3 separate regions of the Homo sapiens genome follow, and regions 1 and 2 are each linked to region 3. A link is a contact called in ENCODE Hi-C or POLR2A ChIA-PET data. All regions are on one chromosome and are shown on one strand. Each heading gives the region's core, a stretch centred on a gene start or an enhancer-like site at or near the end of the contact. The rest is flanking DNA. Distances are from core to core; before and after follow the strand shown. Region 1 holds the start of ANKRD28 (ankyrin repeat domain 28). Region 2 holds the start of SH3BP5 (SH3 domain binding protein 5). Region 3 has its middle 36 kb from the start of COLQ.

Region 1 (2,700 bases), core at 103-2,602, 240 kb before region 3:
TTGTTTTTTTTTTCCTTTTTATGGTTTTAAGACTTGCTTTGAAGTACCCATTTAAAAATAACTCGTTTTAGAATATAGCAATAAATAGTATATTCCTTTGTTACCTAAACTTTTCACAACCTTTATAGGTTACCTGTTTGTTAAGATCACTTTTATAAGCTAGTATTACAGGTTGCAAAGATCTGGAGATGAGTGGAGAGAAGAGAGTGTGTCTGTATGTGTGTGTACTCAGTGATAGCAGAATAGATTAGAAAGAGTATGTGTTTAAAATAACACACAACTTTATTAATTTATACAACTTTGGGTAAAATACATCATTTCTGAGTCTGTTTTTCCCTCTATAATGGGAATACAGCAAGGTTATTGTATTAAATGAGAATGTACAGCACATAGCATATCACAGATGTTCAAAAGTAACTATTATGTTTATTATTGTTTATTAATAAAAATGCTAGTTAATATGAAGAACACAGATTGAAGGGGGACCATGGTATTTTCTTTGTAAGTTTTCTCTTGAGAAATATCCCCCATGTTGGGTAAACAGAGAAAGAAGAAAAAAAACGATGAAATGATTGGCTTTGACATTTATTTATGGCTTTGGGAAATTTATAGGGAGGGAGATTATTTGTATTACCCTGTGCCCTTTTGACATAGGTAATTCAGGACGAAGGACATTTTTTTTTTCATGTACCTCTTTAACAGATTTTTAAGGCTTTATTCCCTATCCAAATGGGAAGGTAGGATTATTTTATTTCTTCAGTGAAAAATCAAATGATTTATATAATTTTAGAGTTAGGATTTCTACATTATGAAATTTTTGCTTTTCCCTTTAAAATATGAATCAATGATTGATTAAATTCACCAATTTAGAAATTGTTAGACAATCTTAAATTTCATTTGTTTAAGCTTTGCATTCTAGAAAATAAAATACACCTGGCAGATTAAAACTGATCTTGGTAAAAATATGAATAAAACAATTTCATGGTTTTTATAATCTAATAAAATATTTCTCCATCTTTAAACCTTTTTTATGAGTCCATTGCAGGCATATTCTTACTGCAACTGTCATTATAGGGTTAAACATTTGCTTTATTGTAACACACGAAAGCAGTTAAGCCGTTTGGAATTGTTTACTTGCTAAAACCACTGTTAGTCAGCAGAGGCAGTACACCAGATTTCCTTGTGGCTTTTAGTGGAAAATGTTAAAAGCGCACTCATTTTTCAGTTATAGAATTTTTTAGTTTGATTTGGATTAGTCACAGAACTGGCATGAACCTTCTAATTGTGAAGGCTGTCCAAATGCACTATTTTTTTCTCCTGCTAGAGGAAGTTACATCCCGAGAAGTAGCTCAGATCTCTGGTAAGTGTAACATGTGAGCATTACTAGGCATTTCATCCTGTGGGTCTGCAGTCTTTGCTCTTCAGACTGTTGCTCCGTTGGAATGCTTCTGTGGGACTGATACTGAGGTTCTATAGATATTTTTTAAGGACCTACTCATTTGGGGATGTCAGTGGTGTTTTGCAAGATCATCTGAGGAACAGGAAAGCATTTGAAATCTGAAAAGGATAACTGTGGCGGTTTTCACAGTGGAAGGAAACTATATTGGCAAAGAGGCAGATGACTGAATAAAGTAGTTGGCTCAAAGAAGATGCACAGTCTGCTATTTTTTTCTCTGAATGAAGACTGTTTAATGGAAGCTGTATTCATGTGGAGATCAAAGGAAACACTGGAATGATACACTACTATGTTTTTCCCCCCCCTTTTTTTTTTTAAAGAAAACAAAAAGCCTGAAGCAGTAATTTGAGCTCAAATGCCTTCTAATTCCTTCACAGCCTGCTTGTTCTACTAGGATTCTCCACTAACACCATTTCTGCCTGGTGCCTGTGCCCTTTTGCTGGAGCAGCCACAGACAACTGCCTGATGGAGAAAGAATGAACGCTCTGCCTTGCTTATGCTATCGATGGGAATAAAGCTAACTGTGTTTCTTCTATTATATGGGAAACCTGGATTAATCAAGCTGTATTCTAGTACCAAGAGTCGTATTGTCTCTTGTGGTCTGACTCATCACATGTAAACGTACTGCAGCTTTGCTATTAATGCAGAGTGGTTTTTTTTTTTTTGTTTTTGTTTTTTGCCCCTTTCCCAAACACTGAAAGAATTGTTAACCTCTGAGCTTCATTTTCAGGATTTGTGCTGAGCTCTAGATCTTTTTTCTGTGAATAGTATCTGCATTAAACCAGTGATGAAGAAATGAAGACAAATTAGAAGTGGAAACAGAATAGTGAGATTTTATTTTTTATTTTCAATTATAAGCAAAACAGCTACTGGTAACTATATGACCTTGCAGGCAAGAGTGGGTATCGCTGTGATCATCTCTGTCACAGCAGTTGTTTCTCATTTCATTCTATATTGTGTGGTGTTGTGTCACCAAAAACAATGATTGTTTTGTGCAAGTAAATTTCAGAGATAGAGCAATAAGACTATTTTGGTAGAGGAAAAATATTTTTAAATGAGCTTGGACTCAGTTTTAGTTATTGACATGTTGGTGTGAAATTTCTTCTTAAGTATTGCAGTAATCCAACAGAAATAATAGAATTTCGTTATATTTAGGAAGTTACAAATTATGTAGTCATAATTTTAAACTTGTTTTTCCAGTAGTACTTATTAACTTTAAAAAAAAAAAAAACCCAGCTGTGCTG
Region 2 (2,700 bases), core at 106-2,605, 230 kb after region 3:
ACCCCTATGGCTATCTTGTTCCTGGCTTCATCTATCATTGGAAAACCAAAAGCAACTATGTCTTTAGCAAGGAGCTTTGAAGCACCTCTCACAGAATTGCTGACTCATCCTTGATTTAAAGAGCAATGAACAGGTCTGACCTTTTTAGAAACAAACCATGGCACTACCTCCAGGAGACAGGACAAATTTCCTTTGACAGTGGACTACAGTGCCAGCGTGTATGGGGTGGTGCCTTGCCCAAGGAGTAACCCTCTAGCCTAGTTTCTGATAAAACCACCAGGAGCAGGACTATTTATTCATTTGAGAAGGGGTCTGGCTGTATTGTCCAGGCTGGTGTTGAACTCCTGGCCTCAAGTGATCCTTGTGTCCTGGCATCTCAAAGAGCTGGGATTACAGATACGAGCCACCACGTTGTGCCAGACCCAGGTTTTGTAAGGTGGCTTTGATGATAGGTTCTCAGAAAGAAGCTCCTTTCTCAAGCAAATTTGTCCTCCAAACTCAGAGCCGATGGGCTACAGGCCTCCGTGTAGGACATGTGCACGTTCTGCATTTCTCAAGGCAAGGAGACGTGAGCAGCCATGTGCTCATCTGCTTTGCCAAGGTCATCCTTTGCGTTCCCCTGACATCACAGTGGCCCTGACATTTCATAAAAGCACACACACGTGCCTCTTCAGTTTGGCCTTTTCGGATGCTGTGTCTGCCAGGCCAACTCTGTCTCCCTACTTGTTGATGGTGGGCAGAAAGTCTCACTAATTCATAAATTCTTGGCCAGAGTGTGCCCATCAACAGGGGTTACACTTGCCACCTCCTTAAATCCCAGCTCAATGCATTCTCCATGCTCCTGGCTATTCAGGTAGGACCGCCGCACCTCTGTGTTTCGGTATGGGGCTCGCCCAGAGAGGCCGCAGCCTTCGGCAATGCATCAGTGCACGGAACCTCCGCCATTCCCAAGGTTCGCTCAAGAGGATGAGTGTGCTTTGGGTATAGGGTTTCGGCAAGTCTTGGTCCTGAGGGCCAGGGTCACTGAGCGTAGGCTTCAGAAGGCGACTTCAGTGTGAAAACACCCACGCCTCCCTACCACACAAACAACGAGCCTCGGAGGAGGGCTGGAGGAGGGGACTCCCGAAAGCGGGAGGCTTGCGTTACGTAGTTGAGATATATCCGAGCTGCTAAGTTACAAGGGGGTGGGGGCTGTCCTATTTTGCCACCTTGGAGATGTGGAGGGAGCTGGGGTTTTGCGACGGAGACCTGGATAGCTGGGACTGGCGGCGGAACGCGAGGCCGGGGCGGGACGGGGGCGGAGCGGGCGCTGCGCTGACTGCCGCGGCAGAAAGGGGGCGGCCGCGCCCATTTCCTCTGCTCCGCCGCGGCCGGAGGTATCCGCATCGGCGAGCTGCGTCTCCCGGGTGTCGGCCCCGGCGGCTCCCCGACCGTGCCCGGCTGTGGCGAGGCGGCTCCAGCCCAGCCTGTGGCAGCCGCGACCCCCGGGGCGCTCCGGAGCCCACTGCGCGGCGCGCGTGCCGGCTGCCTGCATGGACGCGGCACTGAAGCGGAGCCGCTCGGAGGAGCCAGCCGAAATCCTGCCGCCTGCCCGGGACGAGGAGGAGGAGGAGGAAGAGGGGATGGAGCAGGGGCTGGAGGAGGAAGAAGAGGTGGATCCCCGGATCCAGGTAGGGCGCGCGGGGTCGCCCCGCATCCGGGCTTCGCGAGGGCTGCTACGGAGGTCGGTGTCTACGCGTACAGCCACTTCGCAGCCCCCAGTAACTGTGGTCCGGGGACTGGCGGCCACATAGGGTGGCAGGAGACGGTCTGTATGCTCCGTTTCATCGTCTCCACAATGAGGAGGCTACAGTGCCCGCGTGGATGCGGCCTGACTCTATTGCGGGGAGTCCCCCGCCGACCCGTAGCAGGATCGGGGTCGGTGCAGCGTGCCTGGTGGTTCGGGTGGATGTGCAACAAAGGGAAAAAGGGGGCGGGGGCGCCATGGTATCCTCGGGGGTACCCCTGCCCGGCCGCGGCACCGCGGGCATGGCACGGCGTCCAGGCTCTGCGAGGAGGTGTCGCCCGCGTGGGCGCCGGGCACCGTGGGCGGGTGGGCGTTGCCCTGCAGCGCGGGCTGGCACCGGTGCCCCGGGTGCAGAGTCCTCACTTGCCAAGGTGCCCGGCCTGAGCCGTTTTCCTTCTCTGATTGATTGTTAGCGAACTGAGCGGCTTATTGTCATCACTGGCTCAACGTTCTGCCTGGCTTGAAATTGCTTAAAACCCTGCTTTTCCTTGTTGTGAGGTTGGGCATGAAAAGAAATCGGGGACAACTGATGCGCAAAGCTGACGCGTGGAGGCGGCGAGGGGATTGGGCTGGCTGGCTGTGCCTCCATTTCCAAGAGAGATGATTAAAAAACAATTTCCAAGCCGAGATCTAGGAGTGACAGTTTCACCTCTTCACCCCTAAGCAAAAAGCAGAGCAAATCCCTTTCTAAGGCCCGTTTTTTTTCTACCTTTTCAATAAATCATTTTTTTAAAAAAATTGCTTTTAAGCATGCTCTGTAATTTCTGGATACCTAATTGGTTTTTTAGTGCACAGATCAATTTAAAAGCTCACTTAACTCAGTGGTTGGGGTTTAAATGAATTGTTTTGTCAGCTTAGCAAGATAAAGATCAGGTGGAAAAAAAATCCTTGCATTAGGAATGCTATTAATTAAA
Region 3 (2,793 bases), core at 189-2,688:
AGAAAAATATTAAGGTGCCAGTAGAAAAATGGGCAAAGGGCGTGAATGTACAATTCACAGAAAAAATATAAATGCTCAGTAAAAGCATGAATATGAATATGTAAGTTATACTGAAAATCCCTTTTTTTTTCCTGGCCTATCCACTTGGCAAAGAACTTTCTAAATTAATCTGAATTTTGGTGAAGTGGAAGTGAAAATGGAGACTCCTATGCTGCTGATGGAAGTTGAAGTTGGTACATTTCTGTAGAGTAATTCTAGCATTGCAGGTATTTGGAGTCTTAAAAATGTTCATACCGCGTAAGTTTTGACCCCGTGAGCTTTTTTTTTTTTTTTTTCAAGACAGGGTCTTGCTCTGTTGCTCAGGCTAGAGTGCAATGACATGATCACGGCTCACTGCATCTTTGACGTCCTTGGACTCAAGTGATCTCTCCATCTCAGTCTCCCGAGTTGCTAGGACTACAAGCGCATACCACCATGCCTGGCTACTCTTTTATTTTATTTTTGTAGAGACAGGGTCTCACTATGTTGCCTAGGTTGGTCCCAAACTCGTGGGCTCACGCTATCCTCTTGCCTCTGCCTCCCAGAGTGCTGGGAATATAGGCATGAGCCACTGTGCCAGGCCCCATTGAGCTTATTTGGGAATATATCCTGAAGAAATAATAAAATATTTGGTCAAATATTTATATAAAAGGCCATGTAGCGTAGTTTTATTTAGGAACAATTCCAATGTTTAATAGTAGGACATTGGTTACATAAGTGATGGTCTATCATCATAAAATAAAAATTGTATTATTTATTAATTGAAAAATAATCACAATACAACGTGTGAAAAGGGCAAGCTACAAAATGAAATGGAGTGAAGTAAGGAAATAACCATAATCATGCATACCTGCTTGCTTACAGAACAGAGATGGGCACAAAATAAACTAAAATTGTAATACAACTTGGTAGATGGAATTGTAGGCAATTTTTATTTAATTTTTTCCTTTATAGAATTTTAAAAATAATTATGTAATTTTTATTATCAGAAGCAGGCACTATTTTAAAAGAATATTTGAAATGGAAAAGCATCACTTATTTTCAGGGTCATTCGTGTTTTTTATCTGCAGTTTTACATAAATTGAAGCATAGGACTTTATATCAAAATTCAGCTTGTTTGCACCACCCATATCAGACTTGTCTACACTGGCTAGTTTAGGCACAAGTGACCACCATGAAGTGGTAGACTTCAGTTTTAGGGGTGAACCCAGAAGATACTGTGACTTGGCCCCTGACAGGCTCGTGGAAGCAGCCTCATTTCTCAGGTATTCTTATGTCCTGCACAGGAGGAAGAGACTATGAAAAGGAGCATTCAGACTGGATAGTTCATGTAACCTCATCAGTCTCCTCCCACTCTGCCTCCGGACACACCTCTGGCAGCCGAATGCAATATAAGATTTTGCCATTAGGTGGTGTAGAGGGCTTGATTAATATTTGTAAGTTGAACTGTGTAAATTTGTTACTAAATACTAGATAAAATTTGGGGAAAATGCCCCTTTCCTAATCATACTCTCAGAGAAAAAAAAAATGCTGACAGGTTATTAGACTGTCCAGCAGAGGTCAGTCTAAGTGTATAAAGACCACATTAGTCCAGGGGCACTAATTGACAGAGTCCATTGACTGCTTATTTAGTAAAAATGATCTTGAAATTAATCTCCTCATAGAAGATTTTCCTTAGAAGGATAAAATATTGAAAATACCCCTCTAAAATGAATCTATTGGTTGATAGATATTTGATAGAATATTTTGTAGCCCCTAGTTTAATAATGAATTTCTTATGTGATCCTATTATATGTGTTAATAATATCCAATTGCCTCATAAAAACTGAGCTTCGAAAGATTATGGCAGTTTTCTTAATTTAGAAAAACCCAGAATCCAGGGTTGAGGAGATGAATGGGAAATGAGTTTTATTATTATTATCATTATTTTGAGACAGCGTATTCTTATGTTGCCCAGGCTGGAGTACAGTGGCACAGTCATAGCTTACTGCAGCCTCGAACTCCCGGGCTCAAATACTTCTCCCACCTCACCCTCCCAAGTAGCTAGGACTACAGGTACATGCCACCACAACTGGCTAATTTTTAAAGTTTTTTGTAGAGATGGGTCTCACACTGTTGCCGAGGCTGGTCTCAAACTCCTGGGCTCAAGCTGTCCTCCCACTTCAACCTCCCAAAGTGAAATGGTTTCTTAGGTTACTTTCTCTACTAATAGTCTTTCCAGAAATCTTTCATATTTCATGGGGTTATTTGGGGATTCAGAAAGCCACCCAGAAGCTCCTAGCCCAATGCCTGGCATATAAAAGGCACTCAATAAGTGCCACTGCATTTTAGGAAGGTGAGAATTTAGAGAAGAGAACACCACTTGGAATCCCTGCTTAGCGGTGAATGTGAAAGTAGACATAGTGGTTTCCCTTTTCTCAAGTGACTGGGTCTTACTTCAAGTAAATTAGACATTTCCTGGAGATCAGGGGTTGTGTATTTTCACTTCTCTATATAGCCATAGTACTCTTTAAGAGTTCACTAACTACGTGTTAAATGGGAACTCATGATGGTTAACAATAGCTCAGTGGAGATGTTCTACAGTTATTTCATACATGCTACTTTGAAGTAGCTCAGCTTATTTTGTGAAGTGAGTGTATGTGCCATAGGGAAAAAAAGTCTCAAATCCATTGCAAGAAAATGGTAGGACTTTTGGACACTGAAGGAAAAAGAAAATGAAATGGAAAATTATATTTAATCCCAAATTGTTTTTGT

The links. Hi-C counts contacts between places; a loop is a spot of excess contacts on that map. ChIA-PET counts read pairs that join two places held with the same protein, here RNA polymerase II (POLR2A). Pooled maps may share reads with other maps.
Region 1: a pooled map shows a loop between it and region 3 (2.7-fold over the local background). The contact joins the promoter of ANKRD28 here to the enhancer-like site in region 3. A Hi-C loop is called at or near these places in 2 of 37 single-sample maps with no recorded cell type and 4 of 50 pooled maps. POLR2A ChIA-PET finds 5 or more read pairs at or near these places in 3 of 52 experiments (AG04450, MCF 10A and WTC11).
Region 2: a loop to region 3 is called in a map of natural killer cell, with 12 times the contacts of the local background. The contact joins the promoter of SH3BP5 here to the enhancer-like site in region 3. A Hi-C loop is called at or near these places in 3 of 168 maps with a recorded cell type or tissue (CD14-positive monocyte, CD4-positive, alpha-beta memory T cell and natural killer cell), 1 of 37 single-sample maps with no recorded cell type and 13 of 50 pooled maps. POLR2A ChIA-PET finds 5 or more read pairs at or near these places in 1 of 52 experiments (activated CD4-positive, alpha-beta T cell).

The regions. Positions count from the first base shown.
Region 1 is chr3:15,796,631-15,799,330 of GRCh38, reverse strand. ANKRD28 (ankyrin repeat domain 28) reads left to right here and starts at 1,352. Exons shown (of 28, transcript NM_001349278.2): 1 at 1,352-2,700.
Region 2 is chr3:15,331,241-15,333,940 of GRCh38, reverse strand. SH3BP5 (SH3 domain binding protein 5) reads left to right here and starts at 1,355. Exons shown (of 9, transcript NM_004844.5): 1 at 1,355-1,670. The coding sequence starts at 1,533. RefSeq lists silencers at 1,247-1,646, 1,727-1,786.
Region 3 is chr3:15,556,401-15,559,193 of GRCh38, reverse strand. No RefSeq gene overlaps it. Among named protein-coding and RNA genes, the nearest start is that of COLQ, 36 kb to the right of the region's middle. Within about 2 kb of position 1,438, at least 9 of the 41 ENCODE cell types and tissues checked have a DNase peak (open chromatin) inside an H3K27ac peak, as active enhancers do; they include CD14-positive monocyte and natural killer cell, where a contact is called at or near this core.